Regions from separate parts of the Homo sapiens genome. Here region 1 is linked to region 2. A link is a contact called in ENCODE Hi-C or POLR2A ChIA-PET data. All regions are on one chromosome and are shown on one strand. Each heading gives the region's core, a stretch centred on a gene start or an enhancer-like site at or near the end of the contact. The rest is flanking DNA. Distances are from core to core; before and after follow the strand shown.

Region 1 (7,590 bases), core at 25-2,524, 540 kb before region 2:
TTGCCCGCCTCGGCCTCCCAAAGTGCTGGGATAACAGGCGTGAGCCACCGCGCCTGGCCCATTACTAATATTCTTATTCAAAATTAAAAGCATCACTGTAATTGCTTTACAAAGCTATATTCGCCTCACTTATCTTTTACCAAGACAGATGGAATAGTTACATAAAATATAAAGACATTTTGAAATAGGTGTAACTAGTCCAGAAGTGGTGGCCTGTATTGCCAGCACTTTGGGAGACACAGGTGGGAGGATCACTTGAGCCTAGGGGTTTGAGACCAGCCTAGCAACACAGAGGGACCCCTATCTTATACAAAATAAAAATTAAAAAAAAAAAGAAATAGGTATAACTCGAATTATCACAACAAGCATTTATTAAAGGCATTGTTTATACTATCATGTTAGTAAGTTAAATCAGGCTATGGAAGTTAAGTAAACACAACCATTCATAACCATTCAGAGGATATGAGTTTTGGATTTCACAATGGTATGGTTTTAATTTCCTCTGACTAGATTACAGAGAAACAACTTAGAACACTCAGACTTACCATAATAGGTGCTTGCAGTCATTGATATAATCCAGAAAGCTAACGAAATGCAAATGATCAGGCTCAGTATAACTATATTAGTTATCATCTTTATATATCTTTTGCATATATTGTCGTTAAGATCTGTCATGGAAAATAAGGATATGAGCTCCTGCGGGAAAGAATATTTAGCGTTTCGGAGAGAAAGTCATTTACGATGTGAGCAAGACACTTGTTCAGAGGCAAACATAAATCCCAACATATTCCACCGACCAAACAAGCATAAAAATCACAAAAATTCAAACTCCTTCCGGAAACTCCTACTGGCGGAGAGCTCCAATTCATATGGGCGTGGTCAACGCCTCACCGCAAAAGCAGAGCGCAACCCGGCGGACGGTGAGGGCCGGTCGCCGGCTGCCGGCCGCTTCAGCGCCTCACGCCGGAGCCCACGGGGAAAAGAGAAAGCCGAGGCAGCCAATCCGCGGTCCCGGCGCTGGCGAGTTCCACCCACCTCCCGTCGCAACCTTCTCACCCGCGGGCCGGGTAGGCCAGCGGCTGCAAAGGGGCAGCTAGGGCACCCGAACTTGGGCAAGTCTGGGAAGCACGCCCGACGCGGCTGAACGCAGTCACGTCCCGACAGCTGCGCAAGCCGCCCTAGGGTCAGGTCCAGCCGGCCAAGGCCGAGACCCCAGGAGCAAAGCCCGCGCCTCCCGGCGCCCCCGCCTCTAGCGCCTCGCCCGCTGTGGGCATGCGCCGCAGCCGCTTAGGGGGATGTCGCCTAGCTCACGTGGGCAGGCACTGCTGGCATCCTGGCCGGCTGCGTTTGCACTGCTTCTCCAAAACCACATTATAGGTACTAAACAACATTGTTTAGTACCTATAATGTGCTAGACTCCTGGCTGCTAGCGAGGTAAAGTTAAACATAGTTTCTATTACTGAGCTCTCGTAATTATTGTCATAACACCACTTAGATTGTGGAAATATCTGTCCTCACACCCCTTATATTAAAGGTGTGTGCATTTAGAAAGCAAAACGTCTTGTTAGCATTAAAAATCTGAATCGTGGCTGATTTCTTTTCTTTTCTTTTTTTTTTTTTCGAGACAGTGTCTCTCTCTGCCGCCCAGGCTGGAGTGCAGTGGCACGATCTCTGCTCACTGCAACCACCGCCTCCCAGGTTCTAAGCGATTCTCCTGCTCCAGCCTCCGGAGTAGCTGGGATTACAGGCGCCACAACCACGCCCGGCTAATTTTTATATTTTTAGTAGAGACGGGGTTTTGCCATGTTGGCCCGGCTGGTCTCGAACTCTTGACCTCAGGGGATCCACCCACCTCGGCCTCCCAAAGTGCTGGGTTTAATGGCGTGAGCTACAGCGCCCGGCCTGATTTCATGTTTTATGTGAAATTAACTTGTTTGCCTGGGTTAACAGTAATTAACTGATAATTACATAATATTTATCAATTTTTTCAGTTAATTGCTGACAGTGTAAGAAGAGGAGCCAAATCCATTTCAGACACAGTATGCAATTGTGTTTTAAGCCCCAAGAGTAGTTACTTTAAAAAAGCTCACATTATTTTAAATTTCAAAATACATGCCAAGACAGCTTGTCATTTTCTTTGGTAAGACATCTAATTAAGTAGTTAACTAAGAATCAAATCTGTGAAGTAGGACTAAATAGTAGTGGGCTTCCTGTACTAGATAATATACATATATGGTCTTTATGCTGAAATGTATTATGTGCCTACTTTATTTTTGTCTTAGTCTGTTCTGCATAGGTAAATGTTTGGATTATTTCACCAAGCTGACTGGCCAGTATCAATGTTACCAGACTACTGGGTAAAATTATTAATAATGAAAGCTAATGTTTTGTGGTTTGCACAGTCGCATTGTTTTTGTCTCTGCTTAGACAAAATTATAAACTGGTCTTTTTTTTTTTTTTCTTTTTTTTGCCTTGCTTCACCACAGTCACAGAGTGACCCTCTCTGATTAGTTGGTGTTCGATAGGAAAATCATAGCCTAGTTGTGAATGTCAAGCTATCTCCCAACACTGTGGTGTAGCTGTGTCAGGTCAGTCCCTGGATGTCAGGGATGATTTTCTCATGACTATTAGATCTGGCTAAAAAATGCATATTAAATAGTAGTGTCAGTGAACTGACCCTTTAGATGAATATTTTCCCTTCTATTTTTTTCAGTGACCAATTATAGATGTTTTTCTCCATAAAAGTTATTCTAGCTTAAGACCAAAATAATTTAGAGGAGTTAATATAATTAAAATACAGTAGTTCTTATATGCAATAGGCAGTTTCAGTTACCAAGGGTTAAACATGATCTTGAGGCAGGAGAATAGGGTCTCCTATTGAGGCAGGGAACCTAAGGCCGATTCATGCTGACTTCCTAGAGCTAAATCAAAAGGAAAACCCCAACTTCCCATACCTAAGTAACAAAAGGACCCAAAGCTACGCCCTTTGCAAACCCCTCTTTTTTTCTGCGTGGCAGATAGAAAATTGAAAGTATCTCTGCTTGGTAGCTTTCTGCAACCAATCAGACGTTTGCGTAGGAGTGTAACTTTGTAACTTTGCTTCAGCCTCTAATTGGTTGTTTTTCACAACCAATCAGACTGATTGTGGGCTAGTACTTCATTTACATTTACATAAGGTGTACACCAAGTAACCAATGGGAAACCTCTAGAGGGTATTTAAACCCTAGAAAATTCTGTAAGGAGGCCCTTGAGCCCCTATGCTCAGATGGTTCCCACCCTGTGGCGCGTACTTTTGTTTTCAGTAAATCTCTGCTTTTGTTGCTTCATTCTTTCCTTGCTTTGCTTGTGTGTTTTTCCAGTTCTTTGTTCAAAACACCAAGAACCTGGACACCTTCCACCGGTAACAATCCGAAAATATTAAAAAGAAAATTCCAGAAATATTCATAAGTTTTAAATTGCATGCCAAAGTAGCATGATGAAATCTCATGCCATCCAGCTCCATCCCACCTGGGACGTGAATCCTCCGTTTATCTAGCATATCCATCCATGCAATAGACATTACTCTCTTGTTAGTCACTTAGGAGCCATTGCAGTTATCAGATGGACTGTTGCAGTATCACAGTGCCCTTATTTTAGTTCTATTACAATATATTGTTATAATTGTTCTATTTTATTATTAGGTATTCCTCCTAATCTCTTACGGTGCCTAATTTATACATTAAGCTTTATCATAGGTATATAGGAATTGGAAAAAAATAGTATATATAGGGTTTGGTATTTTCCAGGGTTTCAAACATCCACTGAGGGTGTTGGAATGTATCTCCAAGGATAAAGGGAGTGGGAGGGGCTCTTGTATACTTTTAAAAAATCACGATTTTACTGTTACAATTTTTATAGACTATCAATCTTAAAAATTTCAACAAAGTCTTTGTTTTTCTATTTACTTTGGAAGCCATTTTCTGGCAATGGAAAATTTCTGGTTAGGCATTTCCTAAACTATATTTTTTAACTTAATAGTAGTTATTCTTTGTTATTAGTAGGCATCCCTACCACTCAAAAGATACCTGTGATCAAATTTAAGGTTGAGAAATGTTGTCTCTACATGGGATAGTTAGAGTGTATTATTAATGACTCTAAGAAGTTAAGAAACAAACACATTTGTTTAAATGGTTCCAACAGTTAATTGTCTTCATCAGATTTATTTCCTGTAGAAAACATGCAGTTTGAGACTTACTATAGCAATCATAGAATAAACTGAAAGTTCATTGTTGCGCTGATCTTTAAATTTCACAATATAAATACCCATTTATGGTTAAGTGCTCTTTGATATAAAGTTTGGATTTTTCTATGATAGACATTTATATTCAATACCAATCACAAAAATTATCCTAATGTCAAAAAGCACTTACTGTGTGATAGGAAATTATCAGATTTTATTTACAATCCCTTTGAATCTAATTCAAAGGGATTGGTTTAGATTTTCTGAAATGTGCGAATATTTGAGTGATTTGAGTGCCAACACACATACACCACATGTGTATGTGTGGTGAAGGAGCATAGCAGATGAAAATGGACATGTAGACAATTACATTATAAAAAGATGATGACTTTATCCAAGTCATATATAAACAGGACTCAAGGAGAAAAGCACTTATGTCACTCTGGTATGTTTAGGGATGGTGTCACACAAGAGAGGGGAGCATCCAAGGTAAGAATTGAAAGATGACAAAGAGTTTGCTCAGTGACTAAGCTAAACAAGGGCAATTTGTAAAGGTTTGTTTGGTGGTTAAAAAGAACATGAAAATAGGAAGTTCAAGAGAATGGAGAAGAGTTAGAAATAACACATTTTGGAGTGTTTGCTAAATAATTTATTAAACTGAAAATTCATCTGAGAAATAGACACCTCTTTTAAAAAATTTTTAATATAAAAATAGAGGTGAGGTCTCACTGTGTTGTCCAGACTGGTCCCAAACTCCTGGCTATAAGTGATCCTCTTGCCTTGGCCTTCCAAAGTGTTGGGATTACAGGTGTGAGCCACTGCATCCAACCAGTATATGCCTTCTTGACATTAAACCCGAATATTTTGTTTTTTAAATGTTTGTAGTATAGATTTTAAAAGACTAGGGAGCAATTTGAAGATGGATTTGTTGTATTAGGTTGAGCTCATTCTAAAAGGGCCTTAGGGAGAGGGTGGGGAGCAATTGAGGGCAGGAATAAAGAAATGGAATACTGTTTTCCAGTAACCTTGAGGACGGACACCATGTCTGTCTGGCACATCCTAGTTTGATCAGTGTCTCTTAATGAGTGTTAAGATAGTATTTTTTGGGCTGGGTACGGTGGCTCACGCCTATAATCCCAGCACTTTGGGAGGCCAAGACGGGCGGATCACCTGAGGTTGGGAGTTCCAGACCAGCCTGATCAACATGGAGAAACCATGTCTCTACTAAAAATACAAAATTAGCTGGGCATGGTGGCACATGCCTGTGATCCCAGCTACTCAGGAGGCTGAGGCAGGAGAATCACTTGAACCCGGGAGGTAGAGGTTGTGGTGAGCCGAGATTGCGCCATTGCACTCCAGCCTGGGCAACCAGAGCGAAAATCCATCTCAAAAAAAATAAAAATAAAAATAAAAAAGATAGCATTTTTTGAATTACAGTATTCGAAACAAGTTTTTTTTTTTTTTTTTTTTTTTTTTTTTTTTTTTTTTTTAAACAGTCTCACACTATTGCCTGGGCTGGAAGTGCAATGGCACAATTTCCGGCTCACTGCGAACCTCTGCCTCCCCTGGTTCAAGCGATTCTCCTGCCTCAGCCTCCTGAGTAGCTGGGATTACAGGCACCCACCATCACGCCTGGCTTATTTTTTGTATTTTTTTTTTAGCAGAGACGGAGTTTCACTATGTTGGCCAGGCTGGTCTGGAACTCCTGACCTTGTGATCCGCCCACCTTGGCCTCCCAAAGTGCTGGGATTACAGGAGTGAGCCACTGCGCCCAGCCCAAAACAATATTTTAATCAGAAGAAATTAATAAAATATTACAATCTTTCCCTTTTGTTAGTAAGATAGTGCTTTGATAATGTATGCTTTTTTTTTTTTTTTTTTAAAGAGACAGGGTTGCACTCTGTTGCCCAGGATGAAGTGCAGTGGTGCGATCAGAGTCACTGCAGCCTTGAACTCCTGGGCTCAAGCAGTCCTTCTGCCTCAGCCTCCTGAGTAGCTAGGGTACTACAGCCACATGCCTCTGTGCCTGGCTAATTTTTATTTCATTATTTTTGTAGAGATGGGTGTCTCGCTAAGTTGCCCAGGCTGGTCTTAAACTCCTGGCCTTAAGTGATCCACCCGCCTTAGCCCCACAACATGCTGGGATTACAGGCATGAACTCCTGTACCTAGCCTGCAAATACATTTTTGTGTGAGCCTCAAATTATGGTCAGGATAGAGATAGACTGTTACCATTTTCATAGCCGTTCATATATCTTGTCTAGATTGCCTATTATCTGAAACAGTGCAAATAAACTATAATGTACATTTAGATATAATGTGAGCAACAAAAATGAAAATAATTTCTCTTCAAGGCTTTACATTATCTTTGTTCTACCATTTGCTTCAGTTTAGGGAGAAGGACTTCACAGAAGTCTTTCAGGGGGTCAATGTAAAAGAACTTTCACAGAAATATTTATGTACATTTTTTAGAAATAACAGGCATGACAGTAATTTCCTTGGGGAAAAATGTTTAATATCACCATACTCAGAATACATTTTTTTGAATATGCAATTATTTAGTATACACTACAAAATCCTCAATTTTAGAAAGTTTCCAACTGTCTAAATATCAGAAGAATGCAATATTTTGGTACAAAGATGAACCATTTCCTATATTATAGCAAAATTAAAATCTACCCGTATTCTAATATTGAGAAATGAGATAAAACACAATATTATAAAGTCTACTTAGAGAAGATCAAGTGACCTCAAAGACTTTACTATTTTCATATTTTAAGACACATGATTTATCCTATTTTAGTAACCTGGTTCATACGTTAAACAAAGGATAATGTGAACAGCAGAGAGGATTTGTTGGCAGAAAATCTATGTTCAATCTAGAACTATCTAGATCACAGACATTTCTATTCCTTTTGCAAGTTGGCACACAGTAAATGCCCGAATGAATAAATAAATTGCATTAACAAGGATGTCTTCATGTGTAAATCAGAGATAATACCACCTACCACACAGAATGTAAGGGAAAAGAGAACAAATAAGTACCAAAGTGCTTTATACGATTCTGAGTTATTTTAAAAATCTGTGTTAATAGGTTTGTTATTTTACACAAAATATCAAATTTCAAATGAACTCCAGTGCTGGATTTCGATGTAGTATTTTATTTATAGCTATGTTTTCCTTTTAACAAAGATACCATTAACACATTTGTTCAGTGTTCATTTTAAAGGGTAAAAATGTTGTCTTATAGCTCATTCAATAAAACACCATAATTCAGGTCAAATGCCAATGTCCTTGTACCTCCTTTGCTAAGTCAATATAAGGAGGAATCTGTTTTGTTTCAAGACAAAAGCATTTGATTATAAAAAGGTC
Region 2 (7,385 bases), core at 2,584-5,083:
TGTTGTAAGGGCAGATTGGTTAGGAATTGCTCCGGGTTTTCATGATGTAATAATTAGCGCCCAGGATTCCAATTTCTCCATTCAAAATGAGAGGTTTAGACCTAGATGATTTTCAAGGTCTTTTAGGGAGCACAGAGTCTATGGTTACTCAACTACTCATTGTGCTTCCTATTCCTTAACAGAGCCCTTGACTCTATTTCCCCTGCAAACTCAATGAGAAGCCATTAAAAGTGCTGTCTTGGGGTTCTAGGCGTATGTCTCAACCATGCACGAAAGCAATGATGCTCCAAGGACATTTGTCTGTCAGAGCACAGCAAGGTCAGAATTGTCTACTAAGTCCCCCAAGGCCTGCTGTGTCTGGTATGTTACCAGACACAGCTCTTAACATCTCTATCTAATAATAGATCTTTGATTTTTGTTTTTGAAGCCACAATGCATAACTTTTTTTTTTAAACCCTGAATGACAAGAGTTTTCCTTACACTAAAGTAAAATGTGTTTTACATTTTATTGTGTTGGCATTGGTCCAAATTAAATAATCTGGTAAAATCATTAAAGGAATTTAAGACTTCAAGTTCTGTCTTTCATTGTTCCTTCTCTGTGAGTAAACTTTACCACCTAAAAGAGCTTGTTTTTAAGAGAGTTTATTTGGGTTCAAAAAGTGTTGATTATTATATAGCCTTGTTGCTTAACTGCACATCTTGTCGTATGTTTTACTTTTTCCCCCTCTATCCCAACATCTCCCTTCCTGTCGAATCTTAAATGAATGGTGACTATTCCGTCATTCCCTTTTTTCCTGGTCCAACATAGCTTCTCACAAACAAGCCCAGAGGCATGATAAGGATATTTTATCTTTAAACTGTTGTGACTTTTCTTTTGTATGCTAAAATCTAGCAGAAACACAGGGCTAGAGTTACATGGAAAAATAATCTTTCCAGGCCTAATGGAAATAACTTCTTGTCCATAGAGCTGTGAGTGAGTTGTGGATGAGAAATAGAATTATTCTCATCAAACTTACACATTGCAATTTAACATTTCAACAATGATCTGTATATGAATATGCCTCATTTATGTCTTCCAGGTTGTGATAGTATAGTCGATGATGAACTACTGTCACCGGATAGATAGGAGGGTGTGGAAATAGAGTTTCATATGATCCTAATTGTATTCTTTTTGTTTGTTTGTTTTTTTCTGCAGCTATGTGGTATCTTGATCCTAGCATTAGCAATATGGGTACGAGTAAGCAATGACTCTCAAGCAGTAAGTATGCAAAAACAAGTCACCCTTTCCCCAATGTAGTTTATTTCATTTATAATAATGAAAGTTATAACAATAATAGTAATAAACATGTCTAAAACATTTTTCTTAACTGCTTCATGTAATCACTTGTGCTGTTATGTGATTTTATAATTCAGTTCAATCAATTAAAATTACTATGTGGCTGGCACTGTGCTAGATGTGGAAAAATCTTTCTAGAGAATGGAGGAGGTGTTATTCAAAAATTCAAAAAAATTCAGTGAGATGCAGGTGGGAAGGGGCCAAAGTGGAAATTTTCCTCCTTTACTATTTGTTTAAGGCCTATATTGAGGATATAGGCCACCTCTCCTTCTCACCAAGAAGAATAATTTTTATAGTAGAAGGTTTTGACAATAATTTAGTTGATCCCAATGTGGTTGGTCCAAAAGGAAAGAAAATGAGAAGTTTTCTTGGAGAAGAATAATTTGAATCTGTATTTTAAAGGCAACAAGGTACAAGGGTACTTGTTATTTACCTGTGGCAACTGGCAGTGAAGGTAACCACTTGCCAGTAGTGGCTAATCTAACTTGGTGAAACTCAGTAATTCTCTGGGGATGTCCAGATTATTGCTATATGTATAAGATGAACATGACCCATTTTCCTCCCCCACACACCATTCCGTGCCCAGTGCCAAAGCTCTTACCCAGATCTACAGGTCTGGAGGAAGTGTATTTCGTATGGTTAATTCTGGCTCCAGCTATTGGACCCCATACGTGTGGTATCTGTTCCATGCCACAGTATCACAAATGTGGAAAGGGTTGGGGGAAGAGGGAGGGGCGAGTGTGCGGGGATTGTTCTGTCAGTTTTACGGAACATAATACCACCCTGGCACCATTTCCTGGCTCCCGTGCTTTTATTCTTTTCTCTCCCTTCTTCTATTCTGGGGCTCCATCCCCACAAATTATTATTCTAACACATTCAGAGCCATTAATTTGTTCTTTGTTTTCTGGGCTCTTGCCACTAAAGGATCACCTCTTCTACTGCTAGAGCCTTTTTAAGGTATTTGCCCACATAAAGAGAGTTTCTCCTCTCTGAGAAGAATTTTGATTCCAAGTTGATAATTACTGAGAGATTTATTAAGCCAGCAATTAAGACAATGCATTTTCTACTAAAACGTATTTCACCATGGTGCAGCTAAATGCCTTTGAACACAGCCTAGTGGAAAGGAAGATGAAAAGGGAATTAATGTCTGCTCTGTTTTCTTCGCTGCAGTGGGTGGCTTTTCTGAAAATTTCTTTCTCACTCTATCTCTGTTTTTTTTTTTTTTGTTTTTTTCCTCTCTCTCTCTCCTGTTGTTCTTTTCCTTTTAAAATTGCTTTCTGCCCTTAGGGAGCCCAGAGGATCACAGTGGCAATTAGCGGCTTCCACATTCTGTGCCTCACCATGGTGAAGAAATTGGGTGGGAGATGGGTGTGGCAGCTTTTTAGTAACATCCTAGTCCATCAGGATTTCACTTATTGTTTTCTACTGATAACCATAACTGTGACTTCCTGATGGCCTGGAGCTCTGGTGTGTGAGCCCAAGAAGTGCATTTGAAGATGTGCAGAATTACCATCCTGTAGAATCTGAAGTCTGACTTTGGGACTCATAATTAAGCACAGAGATTAACAGTCACCTACTTACAGGGTGCTGTGGCCTCTTCAAGATGTGTGTGTAGCCTGCAATTTATTTTATTTTAATTTTACTTCCTGTTGGTATTTTCTTTCCCTCCCAGTGCTTCTGGTAAACAAATTTGGTGTTTAGTCTGTTAAAAAATTGCACATATTGAATGTATTAAAGGGGAACTGTTGTCCTTGAGAGGGTGCTCCTCCACATCTGGGGATAAGAATGAATTAATAGAGCTAGACAGCATCTTTAGTTACGTTTTGACTCACGCTTCATCAGCCTCTCACACTGAACAAAAGCCAGTGTCTGCCAGGACAACATTAACCAGCTTGACTTATATAAAATTGGCTTGGTTTATATTTTTCTCAAGCCAGTGACAAAGAATCAAGACAGAGCAAAGAGCTGAATTTTTTGTTAGTGAAAAAACAGAGGTAGCTGTTTTGGAAGGAAAAACATGAGCATAAACACAGAAAAGAAGGATGTCAGGGAAATGACAGAACTTTCTGCTGAAGTGTCTCATGAAGACCCTTTTTTCTACCTCAGGATAAACTTAGCACCATGAGGAAAAGCACATGAGCAGCCATCCTTGTCCCAGGAGGTCCCTTCTGATCCAAAGAGGATTCCTGAGTCCTCATCTTTCAGGACCAGCTGAATTTCTCTGTCTTTAGAAATTCTCCCCTTGTCCTAAGACACACAGGGACACAGTGTTCATTCAAGACAGCTTTTCAAACCCTGCTGTTCCTCCCCTGGTGCAAACATCTGAACTCAGATTTCCACTTCATTCTTGAATAAGAATAACCACTTGTTGGGCTGGACTTGGAACAATGACCACTAGACAGTCAACACACTGCTTTCTGGCTAGTCTCTGGCAGTGGGTCACCCTGCCCAGGTTAGCCTCATAGAAGTGTCTCACTACCTGCTGCACAAGTGCTGGTCACACTATCTTGGCCTCATGTGTAGATATTTGAACTATTATTTGTATGTCTGGCATATCTTTTCTAAGTTCTGATAACCCAGCTAGCGAGGCTTCCATCCTCTCATAGGGTTTGCCTGTACTGGCCACAATATTCTAGTGAAGCAATATTTAGCAGGAAGTCCATAGAGCTAGTTTCCTAACACTTCTATTTTTGTCACATTTATTTTGATTCCAATGTCCTGCCTGTTTATTAACAAAACTGATTTTTTAGCTCTAATATTAATGAGAAAACAATAAAAACCAACAAACAAAAATCTTTAGGACTTAACCAAGCTTTCAAAATACGTAAATTGAAACATTATCTGTAAGCATAGACTTTTAGAGACAAAGGAGGCCTTGGCTATCACAGAGGTTGACCCAATTCCCTTTTATAAATGGGGAAACTGGAGCCCACTAGGTTGGGTGACTGTTCCAGGATTACAAACTTATTTATTAGGACCCTGACAAAATATAGATGTTTGTTTTAATGCTTTTATAACTTCAGCACATTCCTTCCTATTGACTGTTGAATAAAAGTTTCCTCTAGGCAATAAGTAGATTTAAAAAGCCTTGAGAAACAAAAATATCATTAGAACATAGCAGTCATTTTTGTATTGACTGTTAAGGGAGCTGACCTACATGCTATATAGCCCATTCTGGGAGGCAGAGGTTTCGAGTTAGTCTAGGAACTAGTGCTCTATCTAGAGACAGCCCAGTAGATAGAGGTTATAGAAGGCAAATGGGCTACATATAGGATTTATGCATAAGACACGCACAAGGCTTTACTTTTTAATTGTGATTTACTTCTGGATAAATCCACTTATCGAGGACAAGAGGTGGCTGAGGCTAAGTGTTATGAGGGTGATGAAGACGAGTATGTGTGTGTTGTTGGGAGAACTGAATTATGCCTGATGGGTAGCCCACCCACTATAAAGGGCTCTAGGATTTTTTTTCCCTTCATATCTCATTAACTAACAGTCAAAATAGAGTTTCTAGATGACTCTATGGACTATGGCTTTTGGGAACAAAGAGATAAAATAGATATGAAATATCAGGAACTGGATTTCTTTTTAATGAGGATACAAAGCATTTTTATTAACCCATGGAAGTTCCCTCATGTCCCTTTTCAGTTAACTCTTGCTTTCCCTTCTGCCTTGCTCAAAGTCAAGCACTGCTTTGATTTTTATAACCATAGTTTTGCTTATGATTGAACTTTATAGAAATGGAATCATACAGTATTTACTTTTTTCTATGGCTTCTTTAGCTCAGCATAATGACTCTGAAATTAATTCATATTGTTGTGTCTATCAATAGTTTAAAGAGCTTGAACTTTTTAAAGAATTAAAAACCATAACAACACATGCTTTTATAATGCACTTTATATAGAATACACAAAATATGTGAACCAAAGATTACATCAAGAAGAGTAAAAGTAACTGTCCTAAGCTTTTAAAAATACGGTTTAAAAAAACCTATTACATTTCTTCCACCCAGCTTTCATCATATCATTTTAGAAAAATATAAGCACTTCAATAGAATGTGAGCTCCATGAGGGCAAGGATTTGTACTTTTTAAGATCACTGATGTATTTCAGGGTCCTGGCACAGGACTTGACACATAGGAGGCACTCAATGGATATTTGTTGAATGAGCAAAATAAACTTCAAGGAAATAAATTTTCTGCCATTAATCTCTTTTTTACTTCAGATTTTTGGTTCTGAAGATGTAGGCTCTAGCTCCTACGTTGCTGTGGACATATTGATTGCTGTAGGTGCCATCATCATGATTCTGGGCTTCCTGGGATGCTGCGGTGCTATAAAAGAAAGTCGCTGCATGCTTCTGTTGGTGAGTTCTCCAAACAAATCCCAGTGTCCAACCTTCAGACTCCAGAGGATTCTCTCCCATCCCTATTGTCTGTTAAAAGAACGTGCCATGATTGATGAAACTCTAACTCCAACTTCTCTTTAGAAGGTTTGATTGTGGAAGCTGATATGGCTTAGATTTGGCTTAGTTTGGCTTAGAAACTGGAGGATACTCTGAGAGGAGACAAATTTTAATCATTCATCCATTCATTCATTCACTCATTCAACATTACTGCCATACCTCTATGTGTCAGATATTGTGCGAAATAATACATAAGACCTTTAGAACCTACTAGGGAAGGTTAATAAGTAAGCAAATAGCTACAGTGGGAGTGGCCCCAGAAGCAAAGGGCAAGACAGGGGATGGGATTTTCAAACCAGGGCAGAAGTGAATAAGGTATTTGTATGAGTGAGGGTAGGAAAAGCTTTCCGGAAAGACAACGTGGCAGTACAGTGCTGGTGTGTTTGGGAACTGAGAAGCCTTGGGTATGGCAGGAGACCGGCAAAACTGTTTCCAGTAAATGATGGAAGATGAATCCAAGTGTGGGTTGTGGTAAAATCATAGGTGTTCTACATGCCATGCTAAAAAAAAAGTTTAAATGAATGAGATAATCAGAATTATCTCTTAGAGAGCATTGAGGAGGATAAATTGGGTTTGGATAATTCACAGGCATTCACTTTTAACATATACAGTAGAAAATGGATATAGTAAAAATATTAGAAAAAAATCAAGTGTTTATCAGATACAAATATGACATAAAAGTTTATCAGGTCTAATCTAAACTTATTCCTCTAATAAAGTAAGGATTATATCAGTACCTGAGAAAAATGTTCAAAACTGTTTGTTTATTGTGAGGGACGGTAGAGACAGAGTTTTAAAGGGACTCTAATAACATTCCTACTGATTGCTTTTTGAACAATAAGGCCTCATTTGCAATTGAAGAATTTAATTACTCAAGGAGCTTGTTTAAAAAAAAAGCTAATTGTCTTTGGGCTGCATCCTTCAAACTTATGATTCAGCATATCTGAAGCCGATTTCAGGAATCTATATATGTAACAAGATGCCAGGTGATTCTGAATGTAGTGGAGATGCTGTTTCAAAGCCAATTCTGAGTTTGTGTGAGGTTGTGTTTGATGAAGAAAGGGAAGGAGTAAAATAATACTCAAATAAACTCATCTAAGTTTTCAAACTTCCCTCTAGTCAATATCATACAGATATCAATGGTTGTTTTGATAATTTTTTTGCCTGAACCACTTTCCTCGATCAGTCTCTGGAGCAATTTTCTGAGTAGTAATGAACCCAAAATTTTCAGCTTGAAGTAAAAAGTGGAATAAATGAAGAGTGTGACTGACACTCTCACTGTGATATAATCCCAGCTGTAGAGAGAAGTGCTGTGCCAGAATGTCCCCAGATGTTACTGAATGCACTGAGGATAATGTATATTTCTTTTTCTCTTCTTCAGTTTTTCATAGGCTTGCTTCTGATCCTGCTCCTGCAGGTGGCGACAGGTATCCTAGGAGCTGTTTTCAAATCTAAGGTGTGTGCACAGATGTTTGAAAATTTTGAAGAAGTTTGAAAAATTGAAATACTACCTTGTGGCGTGAATAATGTAAAATACTTTTCAATTTTCAGTCTGATCGCATTGTGAATGAAACTCTCTATGAAAACA

Evidence for each region. Hi-C counts contacts between places; a loop is a spot of excess contacts on that map. ChIA-PET counts read pairs that join two places held with the same protein, here RNA polymerase II (POLR2A).
Region 1: a loop to region 2 is called in a map of gastrocnemius medialis, with 3 times the contacts of the local background. The contact joins the promoter of TMEM19 here to the enhancer-like site in region 2. A Hi-C loop is called at or near these places in 1 of 168 maps with a recorded cell type or tissue (gastrocnemius medialis). POLR2A ChIA-PET finds 5 or more read pairs at or near these places in 1 of 52 experiments (HEK293).

What each region holds. Positions count from the first base shown.
Region 1 is chr12:71,679,766-71,687,355 of GRCh38, reverse strand. It overlaps TMEM19 (transmembrane protein 19), which reads right to left and starts at 1,274. Exons shown (of 6, transcript NM_018279.4): 1 at 546-1,274. The coding sequence starts at 675. LOC124902965 (a long non-coding RNA gene) reads left to right here and starts at 1,292. Exons shown (of 2, transcript XR_007063367.1): 1 at 1,292-1,434. It overlaps THAP2 (THAP domain containing 2), which reads right to left. Exons shown (of 3, transcript NM_031435.4): 3 at 6,712-7,590. RefSeq lists silencers at 727-942, 933-1,002.
Region 2 is chr12:71,138,024-71,145,408 of GRCh38, reverse strand. TSPAN8 (tetraspanin 8) reads left to right here. Exons shown (of 9, transcript NM_004616.3): 3 at 1,196-1,258; 4 at 5,561-5,698; 5 at 7,179-7,253; 6 at 7,349-7,385. Among named protein-coding and RNA genes, the nearest start is that of TSPAN8, 16 kb to the left of the region's middle. Within about 2 kb of position 3,833, at least 7 of the 41 ENCODE cell types and tissues checked have a DNase peak (open chromatin) inside an H3K27ac peak, as active enhancers do; they include gastrocnemius medialis, where a contact is called at or near this core.